Regions from separate parts of the Homo sapiens genome. Here region 1 is linked to region 2. A link is an interaction called in ENCODE POLR2A ChIA-PET data of the cell type or tissue named here. Cell type or tissue: CD4-positive, alpha-beta T cell. All regions are shown on one strand. Links, peaks and the distances in the headings refer to the core of each region. The heading gives the core; the rest is flanking DNA.

Region 1 (9,433 bases), core at 1,970-6,969, 970 kb before region 2:
AGCCTGTGGCGTATAACACCAGATTTTATAGGCAGGCTTGAGGAGTGGTGTCTGATTTATATAGAGCCCACAGATTGGTTCAACAAGGTGTGACAATTACATAGCATGCGGGGAAGGCTGGTTGTCCCACCCTAATCTTATTATGCAAATGGAGTCTTTGCCTGGCCAGCTCCATATTGTCTTCTCCTTGCTGTACACGTGGTTTGGCAAAGACAGGGAAAGATGGAACTGTCATTTTGAACATGCCTAGTCCCAGGTACCTTTTCCCTATTGGCACAACTGCCAGCATTCACCTGTGCAAGCTTCCAGCTTACTTGTCTATGTCTGCAGCTCAATTTTCCAGGCCGCTCTTTGTTAGAAAAGAAAATGATTTTAGGGCTGTTTTTCATTAAAAGGAAAACCTTACTGAGGACTCCCATACCCTCACTATCTGCCTGAATAATGTCTTCTTAACTCCCCTATCAGTGGTTTCATTTTTTACACTACAATCTTTGATTCATCTGGAATTCATCCTGGTGAACTGTGTGAGATATGGATCAAACTTTGCTTTTACCCAGATAGTTATTCAGTTGTCTCTCTGCTATTTGCTGCTGTAGTTGTTTTGAGAAAGAATCTCACTCTGTTGCCCAGACAAGAGTGCAGTGGCACAATCATAGCTCACTGCAACCTCTGCCTGCTGGGCTTAAGCAATCCTTCTATTTCAGCCTCCTGAGTAGCTGGGACTATAGGTGTATACCACCACACCTGGCTTTTTTTTTTTTTTTTTTTTTTTTTTTTGAGATGGAGTCTCACTCTGTCACCCAGGCTGGAGTGCAGTGGTGTGATCTCGGCTCACTGCAACCTCTGCCTTCCGAGTTCAAGCGATTCTCGTGCTTCAGCCTCCTGAGTATCTGGGACTACAGGCATGCCTGACCGTGCCTGGCTAATTTTTGTATTTTTAGTAGAGATGAGGTTTCACCATGTTGGCCAGGCTGGTTTCAAACTCCTGACCTCAAGTGATCCACCCGCCTCAGCCTCCCAAAGTGCTGGGATTACAGGTGTGAGTCACCACTCCCAGCTGATTTTTGTATTTTTTGTAGAGATGGGGTTTCACCATGGTGCCCAGACTGGTCTCAAACTCATAAGCTCAAGTCATCTTCCCACTTTGGCCTCCCAAAGTGCTGGGATTACAAGCATGAGCCACTGCACCCAGCCTACACTCTTTATCAAATAGACCAACTTTTCTCCATTGATTTAAGATGCCACCTTTATCATATACCAAATGTCCTGCATGCATCATAACCCTCCCTATCCCAGGATTAAGAATGAATGCAAATTGTTCCATTAGAAAAAGTGAAGGCTGGGTGTGGTGGATCACACCTGTAATCCCAGCACTTTGGGAGGCCAAGGCTGGCAGATCACTGAGGTCAGGAGTTTGAGACCAGTCTAGCCAACATGGTGAAACCCCATCTCTACTAAAAATACAAAAATTAGCCAGGCATGGTGGCATGCTCCTGTAATCCTAGCTACTCAGGAGGCTGAGGCAGGAGAACCGCTTGAACCCAGGAGACAGAGGTTGCAGTGAGCCGAGATCACGCCACTGCACTCCAGCCTGGGCAACAGAAGGAGACTCTGTCTCAAAACAATAAATAAATAAAAATAGAAACAAAAACTTACAAGTCCATAAAACAGTGATTACCCTTATTACATGCAGTACACTCTGATTATTTTTATTCAATTACATCTTCTTTAAAAAATGCTACTTGACAACTGTCTTAGTCTGTTTACCACAGACTAGATAATTTATAACATACCATAGAGTGGGTAATTTGTAGAGAAAAGAGATTGATTTGGTTCATGTTTCTAGAGCCTAAGAAGTCTAAGAAATACCACCAGCATCTTCTCGGCACCTGGCAAGGGCCTTCATGCTGTGTCGTCCCATGACGGAGGGTGGAAGGGCAAGTGAGTGCGAGAGAGAAGGAGTGGGCTGAACTCACTCTTATAACAACCTACTCTTGCAATAACAAACCCACTCCCGCAACAATGACGTTAACTCATTGATGAGAGTAGAGCCCTCGTGGCCTAATCACCTGGTAACAGTCCCACTCTCTATATTGTTACAATGGCAATGGCATTTCAACACGAGTTTTGGAGGGGTCATTTAACCATAGTAAGAACCACCCCACCGATTTCAAGTCTGCGAGTAAATGGTTAACGCAACCCTTTCTCCTTCTGCATAAGAATGTAACCATTGTTTAACTTTCTAGACCTTTCCTTTTGAAACCTGATGAAGGTAGAATGTGAGCTTTGTTATTAAGGGACATTGTTTATGATTCAATAACCCCTGGCTGATAAATTGCACCTGGGCTAGGAGGAACTATAAGTATATTATAGAGACCTAATGGGGACTCCACACATCAGATGTCCCTGCATGTACTAACTTTTACAATTAAGTATGTACTGCGCAGATACTAGGAAGCTATGGTATTCTTACAAGAGCTATGCCTGTGTAGGTCATGAGACTTCCAAGTCAGGACGGCTCTTGAACCCATCTGATGTGAGTCTCATTTCCTTGAACCTGTGCCACATCACCTGGGGTGCAGGATACAGGAGAACACCTGGAGGACAGTGTGGATGTCTCCATAGACTGCTGTAATGATTGCTACTGTGGAAGAATACTCCACACTGCCCTGTGGTCTGTTTCAGGAAATTTGGGCTGCTATAACAAAAATACCTTAAACTGAGGAATTTATAAACAACAGGAACATATTTATCACAGTTCTGGAAGCTGAGAAGTATAAGATCAAGGCATTGGCAGATTTGTTGTCTGGTGAGGGCCCACTTCCTAATTCACAGATCGCGTCTTCTCTCTGAGTCTTCATGTGATGGAAGGGGTGAGAGGTCTCTCTGTGGCCTCTTTTATAAGGGCACTAATCGCATTCATGAGAGCTCTGCCTAGTCTCTCCCAAAGGCCCTACCTCCCAGCATCATCACCTTGGGGGTTAGGCTTCAACATATGAATTTTGGGAGAACTCAAACATTCAGACCATGTCACTGTCCCATATCCTTCTACGTGAATTTAATGCCATATATGGCTATGACAGTCTTGTGAGTCAGACTGTTTAGCTGACCCACTTGTTAACATCAGAAGACACCTTGGAGGATGTCCAAAGCCTAATAGTCCATGACCTATGGTTAGAAAAACACTGTCTGGCTAAATGTGTATATATGAGGGGCCTACAAAAAGTTCATGGACAATGTATTATTACAAAAAAAGCTATACATAAATTTCAAAAATTTTTTGCACCAAAATAAACTTGCACTAACTTGTTATAACATATCTGAACAGGATCTAGTTTGAGGCACTAAGAAGGATAAGACATCAGTTTTAAAAGAGACCCTATCAGGGCAACATTAATTCTGCTAAAATTGAAGCAAGAACAAACATCAAGTTTGTAGTGAAGCTTGGGTGGAAGAATGGTGAAATCATTGAACCTTTACAAAAAGTTTATGGCAACAATGGGAAAATCAACAGTTTACAAATGGATAACTCATTTTAAGAAGGTACCAAATGATACTGAAGATGAAGCCTGCAGTGGCAGACCATCCACTTTAATTTATGAGGATAACGTTCATCTTGTTTGTGCCCTAATTGAAGGGGACCAACAATAACAGCAGAAACAACAGCCGTGGGCATCTCAATTGATTCAGCTTACACAATCCTGATGGAAAAATCAAAGTTGAGCAAACTTTCCACTCAATCAGTGCCAAAACTATTGCAACCAGATCAGCTACAGACAAGAGCAGAGCTTTCAATGGAAATTTTAAACAATTAGGATCAAGATTCTGAAGCATTTCTTTGAATGATGGTAACAGGAGATGAAACATGCCTTTGCCAGTACAATCCTGAAGACAAAGCACAATCAAAGCAGTGGCTACCAAGAGGTGAAAGTGGTCCAGTCACAGCAAAAGCAGACTGGTCAAGAGCAAATGTCATGGCAACAGTTTTTTTGGATGCTCAAGGCATTTTGCTTGTTGACTTTTTGGAAAGCCAAAGAACAATATCATTTTATTATGAGTGTATTTTGAAAAAGTTAGCCAAAGCTTTAGTAAAAAAGCACCCAGGAAACCTTCACCAGAGTCCTTCCTCACCACGACAATGCTCCTGCTCCTTCCTCTTATTAAACAAGGGCAATTTTGTGGAGTTTCTGTGAGAGATCATTAGGCATTCACCTTACAGAACTGATTTGGCTCCTTCTGACTTCGTTTTGTTTCCTAATGTTTAGGAAGATCTTTAAGATCTTTAAAGGACACCCATCTTTCTTCATTTAATAATGTGAAAAAGACTGCATTGACATGGTTAGATTCCCAGGACCCTCAGTTCTTAACGATGGAATGAATGGCTTACAAAAGTGTCTTACAAAAGTGTCTTGAATTTGATGGAGCTGATATTGAGAAATAAAGTTTATTTTAAAAATTTTTATCTTTTAATTCCATTTTTCCAGGAACTTTTTGAAGTCCCCTCATATACATAGAAGCTATAGTGTTAGAGTACAAGACATGCAGTTTTTAGATTTTCTACATACTACTGTCAAAGAACAAAATTACAACACATTTAAAAATTGTATTGGGTTTATTGCAATTCTAGAATCAGGCAACACTTCATTCCATAAAATAGAATAAATCTTCTAATGAGTTGAGCAGAAGATGTTATAGGCAGAGAAGAGGTTGTAGGCAGAGAAGAGCTGCAGAAAGCAGAAGCAAAGAACAAATAGTGTATTCGTTGTTTCAAAGCTACTTTTCCTATAAGGCAGGGACAGGGAGACAGATCAGAGAAAATAGCTGATTAGTTAACATCAGGTTACTTCAGGCTACTTCTCCTGCATAAAGATTGAGGCAGAGGGAATTACATTATCATGCCAATTGAAGATTAAGCTGGTTTGCGAAGATCAGATAACAACTGAGTTTGGGTTTCGTGACTCAATTTTTATTTTTTTGGTTTGGTGACTCCATTTTGATTGATTTTTAGTCTGTCCTGTTGGGGCCTAGTGCAGAGCTTAGTCAAAAACAATTACTTCCTGTCGGGTGTGATGGCTCATGCCCATAATCCCAGCAGTTTGGGAGGTCGAGGCAGGCAGATCACTTGAGATCAGGAGTTCAAGACCAGCTTGACCAACATGGTGAAACCCCGTCTCTACTAAAAATACAAAAATTAGCCAGGTGTGGTGGTGCATCCCTGTAATCCCAGCTACTCAGGAGGCTGAAGCAGGAGAATCACTTGAACCCAGGTGACAGAATTTGCAGTGAGCCAAGATCATGCCACTGCACACCAGCCTGGATGACAGAGTAAGACTTCATTAAAAAACAAAAATTACCTCATATAACTTTGATTTAATTCTACCTTATAATTATTCAAAGTATATTAAATTATACTTTCAACTGCACTGTTATAAGAATTTCCATTTCCCCAAATCCTCACCAACACTTAAAATGATCAATGTTTAATTTTTCCCATAATCTCTGGCTCTGAAATAAGTTGACTTGTTCTAAAGGAATTTGGAAACCTTTTCTCCAGGGAATTGGATTTCCAGGGAATAGGATTTTTTAAAAATCTCTTTGCCTTCCTTCCATCCTCCAATTTGTTCCTCAAAATGACCTCATGTGCCTTACATGGTAGACAATAAATAGAAGTTGTTGAATTGAAAATGTAAGCTTTATTTGCTGGAATGTGAGTAAACCAATTTATCTGAACTGTAAAATTTTTTGTAGAAGAGGAACAGTAGGCAAGATGAATTAAGTAAGAGATTTCAGTTATACATAGCTTTGGCTGAGGTAAGAAGAATGAAAATACATATAGATGCAATGCAATCTCTATCAAAATACCAGCTGCCTTTTTCAGAGAAATTGACAGGCTGATCCTAAAATCCATATGGAAATGCAACAGACTCAGAATAGTCAGAACAATCTTGTAAAGGAACAAAGAACAAAAGAATCTTGAAAAAGGACACTTCCCAAGTTCAAAATTTACTGCAAAGCTACATTAATCAATACAGTACCAGACTGGTGTTAGAATAGGGATACAGAGAAATGGAAGAGAATTGAAATAAACCTTCACATTTATGGTCAATTGATTTTCAACAAAGTTGCCAACACAGTTCAATAAAGGAAAGAACCATCTTTCCAACAAATGGTTCTGGGCTACCTGGATAGCCATATGCAAAAGATTGAAGTTGAACCCTACCTCATATCATATATAAAAAATTAACTCAAGATGGATTATAGAACTAAATAAAAGAGTTAAAACTATAAAACTCTTAGAAGAAAACAAATGAGTAAATCTTCATGATCTTGGGTAAGGAAATAGTTTCTTAGCTACGGCACCAAAAGTACAAATGACAAAAGAAAAATTAGGCAAGTTGGACTTTATCAAAATTTAAAACTTTTGTGCTTCTAAAGACATCATCAAGAAAATGAGAACACAGGCTGCATGCTGTGGCTCATGCCTGTGATTCCAACACTTTGAGAGGCTGAGGTGAGAGGATCACTTGAGCCCAGGAGTTTGAGACGAGCTTGAGCAACATAGTGAGATCCCATCTCTACAAAAAAATACAAAAATTAGCCAGCTGTGGTGGTGTATGCCTGTACTCCCAGCTACCTTGGAGGCTGAAGTGGGAGGATTGCTTAAACCCAGGAGGTTGAGGCTGCTGTGAGCCATGATTATGCCACTGCACTCCAGCCTAGGCACAGAGCAAGACCCTGTCTCAAAAAAAAATGTGAAGACAATTCGCTCTATGGGAAAAAATATTTGCAAATCATGTATCTTAGCAGGGACTTAGATCCAGAATATACAAAGAACTCTAAAGATCAAATAGGCTGGGTGCAGTGGCTCATGCCTGTAATCCCAGCACTTTGGGAGGCTGAGGCAGGTGGATCACCTGAGGTCAGGAGTTCGAGACCAGCCTGGGCAACATAGTGCAACCCCGTCTCTACTAATAATACAAAAATTAGCTAGGTGTGGTGGGATGCACCTGTAATCCCAGCTGCTCAGGAGGCTGAAGTAGGAGAATTGCTTGAACCTGGGAAGTGGAGGTTGCAGTGAGTTTAGATCGTGCCATTGCACTCCAGCCTGGTCGACAAGAGTGAAACTCCATCTCAAAAATAAAAATGAAGATCAAATAATAAAAAGACAACCCAACTTTTTTAATATTCAAAGGATCTGAATAGACATTTCTCTATAGAAGACAATGGCCAACAAGCACATAAAAAGATGCTCAACATCATTAGCCATTAAGAAATTGGGAATCAAAATCACAATGAAATAACATTTTGCACTCCTTAGAATGGTCAGAATAAAAAGGAAAGGCGTAGGTGAAAATTTGGAGAAATCAGAATCCTTAAACATTGCTGGTAAGAACAAAATGATACAGCTGCTATGAAAAACAGTTTGGCGTTTCTTCCAAAGGTTAAACTTAGAGTTACCATATGACCCACCAATTCCACTCGTAGTCATATGCCCCAGAGAATTGAAAACTTATGTTCTAACACAAAAACTTATACACTAATGTTCACGGCAGCATTATTCATAATAGTTAAAAAGTGAAAACTATCCAAATGCTCATTAACTGATTAATAGAATGCAATAATATTCCATGTAATGGAATATTACTCCACTGAAATTCCATATAATGGAATATTACTCCATTATTCTTTTCCATACAATGGAATATTGTTTGGCAATAAAAAGGTATGAAGTACTGACACATTACAACATGAATTAACCTTTAAAACAGTAGAAGAAGCCAACCAAAAGAGACCACATTTTATATAATTCCATTCTTATGCAATGTTCAGGCTAGGCAAATCCATAGAAACAGAAAGTAGATTAGTGGTGCCAGGGACTGGGGGAGGTAATGGTGAGTGTGGGATGGAAAATTTCTAGATAATTAGTAATATTTTCATTTCTATTGAGTTTGCACAACATATTTTGGAAATAGAATTGGATCTGCTTGAGGGAGCACCTTGTCATTCCCTCAGTAAAGCCTCCTCCTCTTCAGTACACAAGGCCTAGCAATTTTCAAAGAAAGGAGATAAGTTACACTTAATAACTGAAACTCCACTGAACATATGCTGATTAACATGTCCCTTAGAAAGCAGAGGGCACTTCAGACTTCTCCGGTATCCAGGGCCCACTATTATCAGTTGCGTTGCACTGAACCAGTTCCCCTATTCATCCTCTACATGTATCAACCCTGAAGTCCTGACCACGTTTCCATTGCACAGTTCTTGGTGTTTTGCTCTCTCTCTTTTTGCTCTGTCTACAGTCAAATCCAGTTTGTCATTTCACACCTGGGTTCATTCCATAAGCTCTTGATCGTGTATGGGATCCTTGAGGTGTCGCTTTTCTGGTCGGAAACCTGTGGCTCATGGCACCTTTGGCTGAGTTTTGCTCAAGCCCACGGGGCTCTTTCTGCCCACTCGGCCTGACCGGCTGCACTCAGCTCATGCCAGCAGCCTGGATCCCATGCCTCCAAGAAGACTGCAAGTCAGGTGTGGAGCGGCAAGGGGTGTATGAGTGAGTATGGGGTCCGGACACTGCACAGTCAGATATGCTGGCTGCTGCCACAGGATGGGCAGCTCCAGGCGCTGGCATGGGCACTGGCTCTCTGCAAAGCTGCAGCTGGACCAGGGGCCCTGTAAGCAGCTTCCCTGGCTGGCACTGGGGAATGAAGTGGCACCTAGAAGCTTGGAGATGCCAGGAACCACAGGGCCCCAAAGAGGGAGTCACAGGTCTGGGCTCCCTGAAGGTCCGCAGCTCTTCTCTCCTTTTCGCCCACAATGTGGCGAGCAAGGGGCATATTTCAGTCTTGTTTGTGTTAGAGCTCTTTTAGCCCTGCCATACAATGGGTCCTAAGTACTTGTCCTGTGACCAGAAGAATGAGGTACACCAACAAGTGGAGGGTAAGCAAAATGAGAGGAGCTTTATTGAGCAATAGAACAGCCCAGCCTCCCACAGTGGGCAGCTCCTTTCCACAGCCAGGGTGTCCCAATGAGTGTTCAGCTCCTAGCAGAGAGGAGACTCTGGAGTGAGAAGCTCCTCTCTGCAGACAGGTTGTCCCATCGTTTCTGCAGCTCTCAGCAGAGAGGAGGCCCTAGAGTGGGTTGCTCCTCTCTACAGGTAGGTCATCCCATTGTCTTCCCAGCTCTCAGCAGAGAGGAGGCTCTGGAGTAGGTTGCCGCTCTCTGCAGGCAGGTTGTCCTGTCATCTTCCCAGCTCTCAGCAGAGAGAAGGAGTGGGTTACTCCTCTCTGCAGCTGGTCATCCCAACATCTGCTTGAGTCTCAGCAGAGAGGAGGCCCTGGAGTGGGTAGCTCCTCTTTGCAGCTGGTCATCCCAACATCTGCTTGAGTCTCAGCAGAGAGGAGGCCCTGGGGAGGGTAGCTCCTCTCTGCAGCTG
Region 2 (9,433 bases), core at 1,821-6,820:
CTGCACCATAGTCTCCCTCACCAGGACTCTGCAGCAGTGGCCAGCCACTCCTCCTGCCTCCGCTCTGGCCCCATAAAGTCCTGTCTCCACTTAACCAGCTTGGCCCTTTAAACATGAATCAGATCAAGCAGCTCCCTTGCTAGGGAACTCCGACGCCTCCTGCTAACATTTGGACTGACATCCAACCCGCGGCCATGGCCTGCAGGGTTCCTGCAGACCTCCATGCGCCTGCCAGACACTGCCCCAGCAGCCGCCACTCATTTCCACCTTAGGGCCTTTGGAGTTGCCTAGACGATCCTCCTCCAGGTCCGCATGGACTTCCGTTCTTCACTGTATTCAGATTTTGGCTGAAGTCTCCTCGCCTCAAAACACGCTTCCCAACAAACCCCTCTAAAATAGCTTCACACCTAGATGAGATTCCTAGGACTGCTCTAACAAATGACCACCAGCTCGGCCTGAAATAACTGGCATTTATTATCTTACACGGCTGGAAGTCAGAAGCCCAGAATGTTTCACTGGGCCAAAGTCAAGGTGTCGGCAGGGCCCCACTCCCTCCAAAGTCTCTAGGGGAGAATCCTTCCTTGCCTTTTCTGGCTGGAAGAGCTGCTTCCCAGGCATTCTTGGGCTCGAGGCCCCTCCCTCTGTCTCCCAAGCCCTCAGCGCAGCATCTTGCTACACTTGTCACTTTGCCGGCCTGTGCTGCAGCTGAATCTCCCCCTGTACCCCCGCCAACACAAAGACACATGTAATTACCCAGATAGCCAGGAGAATTGTAAAAGCAAATACAAATCAAAAAGAATAAAAATAAGTTTTCTTTCTCCCTGGTGAAAAAAGGCAGAGATGCTCCTCACCAACACCCCCTTTTCTCAGCACATTTGCATTAGAAAGCTTGTGATTGTGAATTTTCCTCTGCCCATGTGAGATATATGCAAATCTTTTATTTTATTTTATTTTATTTTATATTTTTATTATTTTTTAGAGGCAGAGTCTTACTCTGTCACCCATACGGGAGTACAGTGATGCTCACTGCAGCCTCAAACTCCTGGGTTCAAGTGGTTCTTCTGCTTCAGCCTCCCGAGTGGCTGGGACTACAAGCATGCACCACCACACCTGCCTAATTTTTTAAAAAATTTTTGTAGACACAAGGTCTCGTTATGTTGCCTAGGATGGTCTCAAACTCCTGGCTTCAAGTGATCCTCCTGCCTTGACCTCCCAAAGTGCTGGGATTATAGGCGTGAGCCACCACACTGGGCAGAGATTACATAAATATTTTTAAAAGCGAAGAAAAAACCATTTGGCAGCTTTACAACTCAGAACTGTTTTTCTCCAAGGACCTGAGAGCTAGCTCTTTGAAATGCAAACATCAATAATCCCAGTACTTTGAGAGGCTGAGATGGGAGGATTGCTTAAAGCCAGGAGGTCAAGACCAGCCTGGGCAACACAGTGAGACTTCGTCTCTACAAAAAATAAAAATAAAAAAAGTAACTAGGCATGGTGGTGCACCCCTATAATCCCAGCTACTCAGGAGACTTAGGTGGGAGGATCGCTTAAGCCCAGGAGTTTGAGGTTACAGAGAGCCATAACTATGTCACTACACTCTAGCCTAAGCAACAGAATATGACCCTGTCTCTGAAATGTATACATACACATATATGTGTATGTGTGTGTGTATGTATATGAAATGTAAACATCAAGGAAGACAGTGTCCCTATCTCCCAGTCTCCATGGGAGGGAGAGGGTTAGTCTCCTAACTTTGGCTCTAAATTGTAATCTTATACTCTATCATAAGATATGAGTTTATTTTTCCTTTGGATAAAGGCAATTAGCAAACACAAGTGGTTATCCCAATTACCAAGTGAATTTAGAATGAACTAAGTGTGACAAATGGCATTGTCCAGTCTGCTCACTGAGGATGAGTCACTTATTTTTGTGTGTGTGTGGTGTTTGTGTGTGTGGTGGGCTGTGTGTGTGTGTGGTGTTTGTGTGTAGTGGGTTGTGTGTGTGGTGGGTTGTGTGTGTGTGGAGTGTGTGTGGTGGGTTGTGTGTGTGTTTGTGTGTGTGTGGTGGGTTGTGAGTGTGGTGTTTGTGTGTGTGATGGATTGTGTGTGGTGTTTGTGTGTGTGGTGGATTGTGTGTGGTGTGTGTGTGTGATGGGTTTGTGTGTGGTGGGTTGTGTGTGTGTGGTGGATTCTGTGTGTTTGTGGTGGGTTTGTGTGTGGTGGGTTGTGTGTGTGATGGGTTGTGTGTGGTGGATTGTGTGTGTGGTGGATTTTGTGTGTGTGTGGTGGGTTGTGTGTGTGGTGGGTTGTGTGTGTGTGGTGTGTGTGTATGGTGGATTGTGTGTGTGGTGGGTTGTGTGTGTGTGATGGATTGCGTGTGTATGGTGGATTGTGTGTGTGTGGTGGATTGTGTGGTGGGTTGTGTGTGTGTGGTGGATTTTGTGTGTGTGTGGTGGGTTGTGTGTGTGTGGTGGATTGTGTGTGTGTGGTGGGTTGTGTGTGTGTGGTGGATTTTGTGTGTGTGTGGTGTGTGTGTATGGTGGGTTGTGTGCGTGGTGGACTGTGTGTGTGTAGTGGATTCTGTGTGTGTGGTGGGTTTGTATGTGGTGGGGTGTGTGTGTGTGGTATGTGTGTATGGTAGATTGTGTGTGTGGTGTGTGTGTGGTGGGTTGTGTGTGTATGGTGGATTGTGTGTGTGTTTGGCGGATTGTGTGTGTGTGGTGGGGTGGATTTTGTGTGTGTGGTGGGTTGTGTGTGTGGTGGATTTTGTGTGTGTGTGGTGTGTGTGTATGGTGGGTTGTGTGCGTGGTGGACTGTGTGTGTGTAGTGGATTTTGTGTGTGTATAGTGGATTCTGTGTGTGTGGTGGGTTTGTGTGTGGTGGGGTGTGTGTGTGTGGTATGTGTGTATGGTGGATTTGTGTGTGTGGTATGTGTGGTGGGTTGTGTGTGTGGTGGGTTTGTGTGTGGTGGGGTGTGTGTGTGGTATGTGTGTATGGTGGATTGTGTGTGTGGTGGGTTGCGTGTGTGTGTGTGGTGGGTGGCTGTATAAAAGAGTGAAGTTTCTTTTTGTCTTTGCCGTCTCTTAGTGGGTTTCCTGTAATGTGCATCTCACTCTGGTTTAATGGTTATTCAAGAATAAAGCCTTTATATCTCTTCTATTCTTGTGGAGAGGTTTTCTGGGTCAACAGGACATTTTGTTTTTAATTGTATTTCCCCACCGTAATATCCACACCTCAAAATTCTTAGCTTAATCACATGTGCAAAGTGCCTTTTGCCATGCAGGGTCATAATTCACAGGTTCCAGAGATTAGGACCTGGATATCTTTGGGGCTCTTTGGGGCCCTTTTTTGAGCCTACGAAGCCCCTTCGCCTACCCCATCACCTTCTAGCCCCTACTCAGCTATATTGTTCATAGCATTCTCACCTACCTGAAATTACTGATTCATTTATTCACTTGGACAGTTTTTGTCTAGTTCCCACCACAATAGAAGCCACACGAAGGCAGGGATTTGGCCTGTATTTTCACCACAATATAGCCAGTCTCTAGAAAGGTGTCTGTCCCATGGTGTATTTTCACCACAATATAGCCAGTCTCTAGAAAGGTGTCTGTCCCATGGTACACATTCAGTAAGTGTTTATGGTTAAAATGAATGAGCAAATCTAAGCGCAATCCCATGGTTAAGCTAATTTGATTAGACCACACTGAATTGCCAATGCATTATACAGCAGGGTGAACCAATTTTTTTTTTTTTTTTTTTTAAGAGACAGCGTCTCACAATGTTACCTGGGCTGGACTTGAACTCCTGGACTCAAGCATTCCTCCAGCCTCAGCCTCCTGAGTAGCTGGGACTACAGGCAAGAGTCCCCCGTACCCGGTATGTATGTGAACCAATTGTTAGCAGTAAATTTCAAACTGTTTTCCCTTGGCTGCTGCTTGGCAAGCAGGTGATGAGAGTCTGGTAGAACCTGCAGTGAGAGGAAATACCACCTTTTCTTAGAGAACGATTTAAATCGGCATATAAGTGAGGCAAAGAACAAAAACTTGGAAGAAAGGTTGTTTATAATTCTCTTCCTTGAAGGATTGCTTATAGCTAGCAGGGCCTTAAATATACGCTTTTTTCAGGAACAGTATTCCAGTTAGGATAACTGGAACGGAGAAACCTTTAGGGCGCCTCTTACGCCAAGGAGGACACGATGTGGTGAGTCACCTGCTGGTGGGAGGAAGGCGCTCCGCTCCTTGCTGACCACTCTTACCACTGTGCCTCTTGGTGATTTGGTCTTGGGGACTGCACACTGCCAGCAACAATCTGCAACAAATCGTCTTGGTGCCTCAGTCAAGACAGGACATGCTCCACTTTAATTAGAAATTTGCTGTGTTACTGTTTTAAGGTCAAATGTCATTTATGATTACAATACTGTGTCTCTTTCTACTCCAAACTGGTATCAGGTTTTATCTTCAACTTCAGTCAGAAGATGAATTTAGAGCCCAGGTGTACCTGTTCTTGGGTTTAACATCTGCTAACATCCAAGCTTCATTTGGAAATGCAAGGAGATTCTGAACAGACTCTGCTAAGTCTGTGATGCGGCAGAAGCAGGCGTGTTGTCAAGTGGTAGTTTCCTGTCGGTGGCATGTGGGGGGGCGGTTTATGAGCCATCTGTGCACATTTGCCAAATCACTGAAATACCACCGCTAACCTCGGCTCACTCCTGCCCAGACCCCTTTCACATGAAACCACTCGGTGACTTGGAGGAATCAGAGTGTAGACCTGGCTTCAACTCTTTACCCTCTCATCTGCTTCCAAGACCGAATCCGGGTCATGGTTCAACTTGATGTCTTCAGAGTTGGCCAGGAAAGTCCCAGATGCCTCCTAACTGGGTTGCCTTCACTTTCTTAAAACAGGAGAAGAGAATATCCTCTTAACGGGATTTAAGAAGGTTTATCTTTGGAAATTATTAGCAATTAAAACAATGTCACATGTTTACTACATAATGTTCTATTAAATTACTACATTCTATAAATAATATACTAAATTAAATTTTAATATACTAAATCTTAGTATATTATTAAATATACTATATTATGTGTAATATGATAATATACAATATATTATTGATATATTCAAAATACATTGAAATTAATATTAAAAAGAACACTTGAAAAACATTTAATTTCACAGCATCTAAACTACCCTAAGTGCCTTCCACTGGCTAAGATTCCACTCATTTTCTATGACCTGAGCTGGTTTACGGTTCTAACAAATAGGCACATGGCATATAAAACCAGTGCAACAAATTGGCATGATTTCTGGTTAGAATGAAATTAGAAGTTCTTTTTACTTTTTAATATTTTTTAAAGGCAGTCAAATTTAGCAGTGGAAGATTGTATACCAACTTTAGTGACACTAATGCGAATCAATCCTGATAACTCAGTACCAGCCAAGAAGTTCTGAGGATGAAACCACAAATCAACACGGGATGATGGAAGTAGGTAAGAAAAATAATTCCACAGCATTGTTACTTGAAAAACTATAGAACCCCCTAAGTTTAAAGAGCAACGGACATGGGTTGTGCTCGGCATCTCCATCTAGTGGTAGTTTTTTTGTTGGTTGTTTTGTTTTTGTTGTTTTTTTTTTTGAGACAGGGTCTCACTTGCCTTGCCCTGGGGTACAGTGGTGCAATCATAGGCTGGGTTGCAGTGGTGCACTCATAGCTCACTGTAGCCTCCAACTCATGGGCTGGGATCCTCCTGCCTCAGCCTCCCAAGTAGCATGCACCACTATGCCCAGCTAAGCTTTTTTTTTTTCAGAGATGGAGGTCTTAACTATGTTGCTGAGACTGGTCTCGAACTCCTGGTTTCAAGTAATACTCCCGCCTTGGCCTCCCAAAGTGCTGGGATTATAGGTGTGAGCCACAAGCCCTGTTTATAGCAGTGTTCATCCATTCATCAGGGCAGAGTCCTTATGACCTAAACACCTCCCATTAGGCCCTAACTCCCAACGCAGTTGCATTGGAAATTAAATTTCCAACACATGAACTTTAGAGGACACAGACCATAGCTGGGTTTGAACATATGAATTTGGGAAGGATATAGTTATGGGCTAAATTATGTCCTCTCCCCAAAAATTGTGTGTGTGCATGTATATATATACATAAATGTAGTAATTTGTCTTTCTAAGTAACTCATAGATTCTAGTTAAACATGGTGGATTAGATACATATGTTTATCCCCACCCACTCCTGTCGCATTTGCCATGGTGGACTCAGCTTGTGCACTAGGCCTCAACAGACCACATCAAAATGGAGTCATTCATGATAAATGTGACATAATCAAACTGAAACTTCAAGGAAGCAGATAGTTCCTAAGACAGACCAGGTTTTGTTTTTCTATTGTAAACAGGAGATTCCAGCACAAGGAGGTCCCCTATACTCTCACCTTTACCCACCTTAGAAAACCCACTGTTCTACTATTTCCCAGTAGGATTTGGGACCAAATAAGTACATTTATGATGATGACAGGGTGACATTGATGCCTAAAGTTTTGAGACGTTGACTAAAGAGGGAAAATCATTAAGTTTAGCCCAAAGCTGCCTCCTTATGTGTTTTAAGTTCGGCCTAAAGGTTTCTCCTCCCTAGTGAACAGTGAGCTAACTGGATGTGTAAACAAACGATAACCTACTCTTGTGCCAAACACCAAGTTTCAGCCAATCAAAGGCAACCAACTGTTCAAACCAGGTTCACATGAGGCAAACTCGAAGCTGCAACCAATCTGGCTGCTTCTGTGCCTCACTTCTGTTTTCTTTCTGTCACTTTCCTTTTTCTGTCCATAAATCTTCTTTGGCCACATGGCAGCTCCAGTCTCTCTGAACCTATTCTTCTGGTTCAGGGGCCACTGGATTCACAAATTGTTCTTTGCTCAGTTAGCTCTGTTAAATTTAATTTATCTAAGGCTTCCCTTCTTTTCTTTTCTTTTTTTTTTCTTTTTTTTTTTTTTTTTGAGATGGGGTTTCGCTTTGCTGCCCAGGCTGAAGTGCAGTGGTGTAATCACAGCTCACTGCAGCCTCAATCTCCCGACCTTAAGTGATCCTCCCACCTCAGCCTCCTGAGTAGCTACAACTACAAGCATGCGCCACCACGCTCAGCTAGTTTTGAAAAAAAAAATTTGTTTTGAGACAGAGTCTCGCTCTGTCGCCCAGGCTGGAGTGCACTGGTGCGGTCTCGGCTCACTGCAACCTCCACCTTGGGTTCAAGCGATTCTCCTGCCTCAGCCTCCTGAGGCACGTGCCACCACACCAGGCTAATTTTTTTTTACTTTTAGTAGAGACAGGGTTTCATCATGTTGGCCAGGCTGGTCTTGAACTCCTGACCTCGTGATCCGCCCGCCTTGGCCTCCCAAAGTGCTGGGATTACAGGTGTGAGCCACCGTGCCCAGCCTGAAAAATTATTTGTAGAGATGGGGTCTCACTATGTCGCCCAGAGTGGTCTCCGGCCTCGGACTCCCACAGTGTTGGGATTGCAGTGCGAGCCATGGTGCCTGGCCGAGTTTTTCTTTTAACTCTCCTAAAACCCCATTAAGACAATAGCAAAGGAATAAAAACATATAAATTCACAAGGAGAAAGATGGTGGGGAAGCAATGGTGGTAACAGACTGAGCAGAGCAGAGTCCCTGCAGTGGGGTGCGGCAGGGGGTAAGAGAATTGAATTGATTGAACCCTGAAAAGGCTCTGAACCAAGAGACACAAGGTGCAGGAGAGACGGATGAAGCTGGGGACACTGGAGAATGCCCCCTCAAATGCTCCACCACTGCAGGAGGCCAGAGTGTACTCTGCAGGAACGGAACAGGTAAGGGCGAAAGGGTCATAGGGGGAGGTAAAGTCAAAGTCTCTGTGCTAAATGGTGGCTCTCAGCCTCCTGACCCCACTTGGCCTCCAGAACACAAACAGCCTGGTGGTGACAAAAGCTCTGAGGATTCTTTTTTGGAAAGACTGTACAGGCCCAGAGAAAGGACATGCAGGTAATACTGACATTTGGGATCATTTAAATAAACAAAAAATCAGCCTCGCTGCATGATCACCCTGCAACACAGCCCACCAATTAACAGGGCCCCACCTTCCTATGAAGCTTTCAATCAGGCTTTTTAGGAATGATTCCAACGTGAGAGACCAAAACCACAGCTGAAATAAGGAGATGAATGGAACTTTAAAAAAGAAATCCTATATTTATACGATGGTATTTTAAAACTAGGAATAAGCTCCTAAAACGGAAAGAGCTAGGCCAGGCGCAGTGGCTCACGCCTGTAATCCCAGCCCTTTGGGAGGCCGAGACGTGTGGATCACCTGAGGTCAGGAGTTCGAGACCAGCCTGGCCAACACAGTGAAACCCCATCTCTACTAAAAATACAAAAATTAGCCAGGCATGGTGGCGCAGGCCTGTAATCCCAGCTACTTGAGAGGCTGAGGCACAAGAATCACTTGAACCCACGAGGCGGAGCTTTCAGTGAGCCAAGATCGCGTCACTGCACTCCAGCCTGGGCACCAGAGAAAGACTCCCTCTCAAAAAAGAAAAAAAAAAGAATTCTAGAAAGAGAAAATGGAGAGAAGGAGATTGTCAATGAAATAACATAAAGACATATCCTCCAGCTAGAGAACATGAAAGTGCTAACTGAGAAACTGTCAATGAAATAACATGGAAATACATCCTGGAGCTAGGGAGCAGGAGAGTGCAAACTGAGGAAGCCCACGGTTGCTGAGATGAGGAACAGCATGGGACAATGTACAGACAGGCCCCTTCCAATCAAAGGGCCAGGAATCAGAACACCTGACTTCCCTCCAGAAGCCCCAGATGCTGGAAGACAGTACAGCTGGCAAAATCCCAAGGGAAGATGATTTTTCAACCTAGAATCTTACCCACGAAGGATACATATATATATATGTATGTATGTATTTTTTTTTCGAGACGGAGTTTCACCCTGTCACCCAGGCTGGAGTGAAGTGTGGCACAATCTCAGCTCACTGCAACATCTGCCTCCCAGGTTCAAGCGAGTCTCCTGCCTCAGCCTCCCAAGTATCTGGGATTACAGGTGTGCGCCACCATGCCTGGCTAATTTTTGTATTTTTAGTAGAGACGGGGTTTCATGATGTTGGCCAGGCTGGTCTTGAACTGCTGAGCTTAAGTGATCCACTCGCCTCAGCCTCCCAAAATGCTGGGATTATAAGCGTGAGCCCCCACACCCAACAAAGGCTATAATTTAAACATAAGGTAGAATAAAGATATTTTCAGACATGCAAACGTGAGCATGTATTCCTTTGATGAAAATAAAAATTAATTTTTATTAAATTAACATACACACATGTTAAAAACAAAAAACAAAAAAACTCGGCCGGGCGCGGTGGCTCACGCCTGTAATCCCAGCACTTTGAGAGGCTGAGGCGGGCGG

What was found. ChIA-PET counts read pairs that join two places held together with the same protein. Peaks named below come from ENCODE experiments on the same cell type or tissue, not always from the same donor. Only the 100,000 strongest peaks of a DNase experiment are listed, where the experiment ranks them.
Region 1: POLR2A ChIA-PET joins it to region 2 with 9 read pairs; 2 of 35 experiments call an interaction of 5 or more read pairs at or near these places.

What each region holds. Positions count from the first base shown.
Region 1 is chr7:151,321,520-151,330,952 of GRCh38, reverse strand. No RefSeq gene overlaps it. Among named protein-coding and RNA genes, the nearest start is that of NUB1, 16 kb to the left of the region's middle. In CD4-positive, alpha-beta T cell, for the core only: no CTCF peak of the experiment used is centred there; no DNase peak of the experiment used is centred there.
Region 2 is chr7:150,352,756-150,362,188 of GRCh38, reverse strand. LOC107986858 (a long non-coding RNA gene) reads right to left here. Exons shown (of 3, transcript XR_001745420.3): 3 at 4,043-4,890. Among named protein-coding and RNA genes, the nearest start is that of REPIN1, 11 kb to the left of the region's middle. In CD4-positive, alpha-beta T cell, for the core only: a CTCF peak has its summit at 5,580 (motif pointing left); DNase peaks (open chromatin) are centred at 4,258, 4,638 and 5,578; H3K27ac peaks cover 529 bases.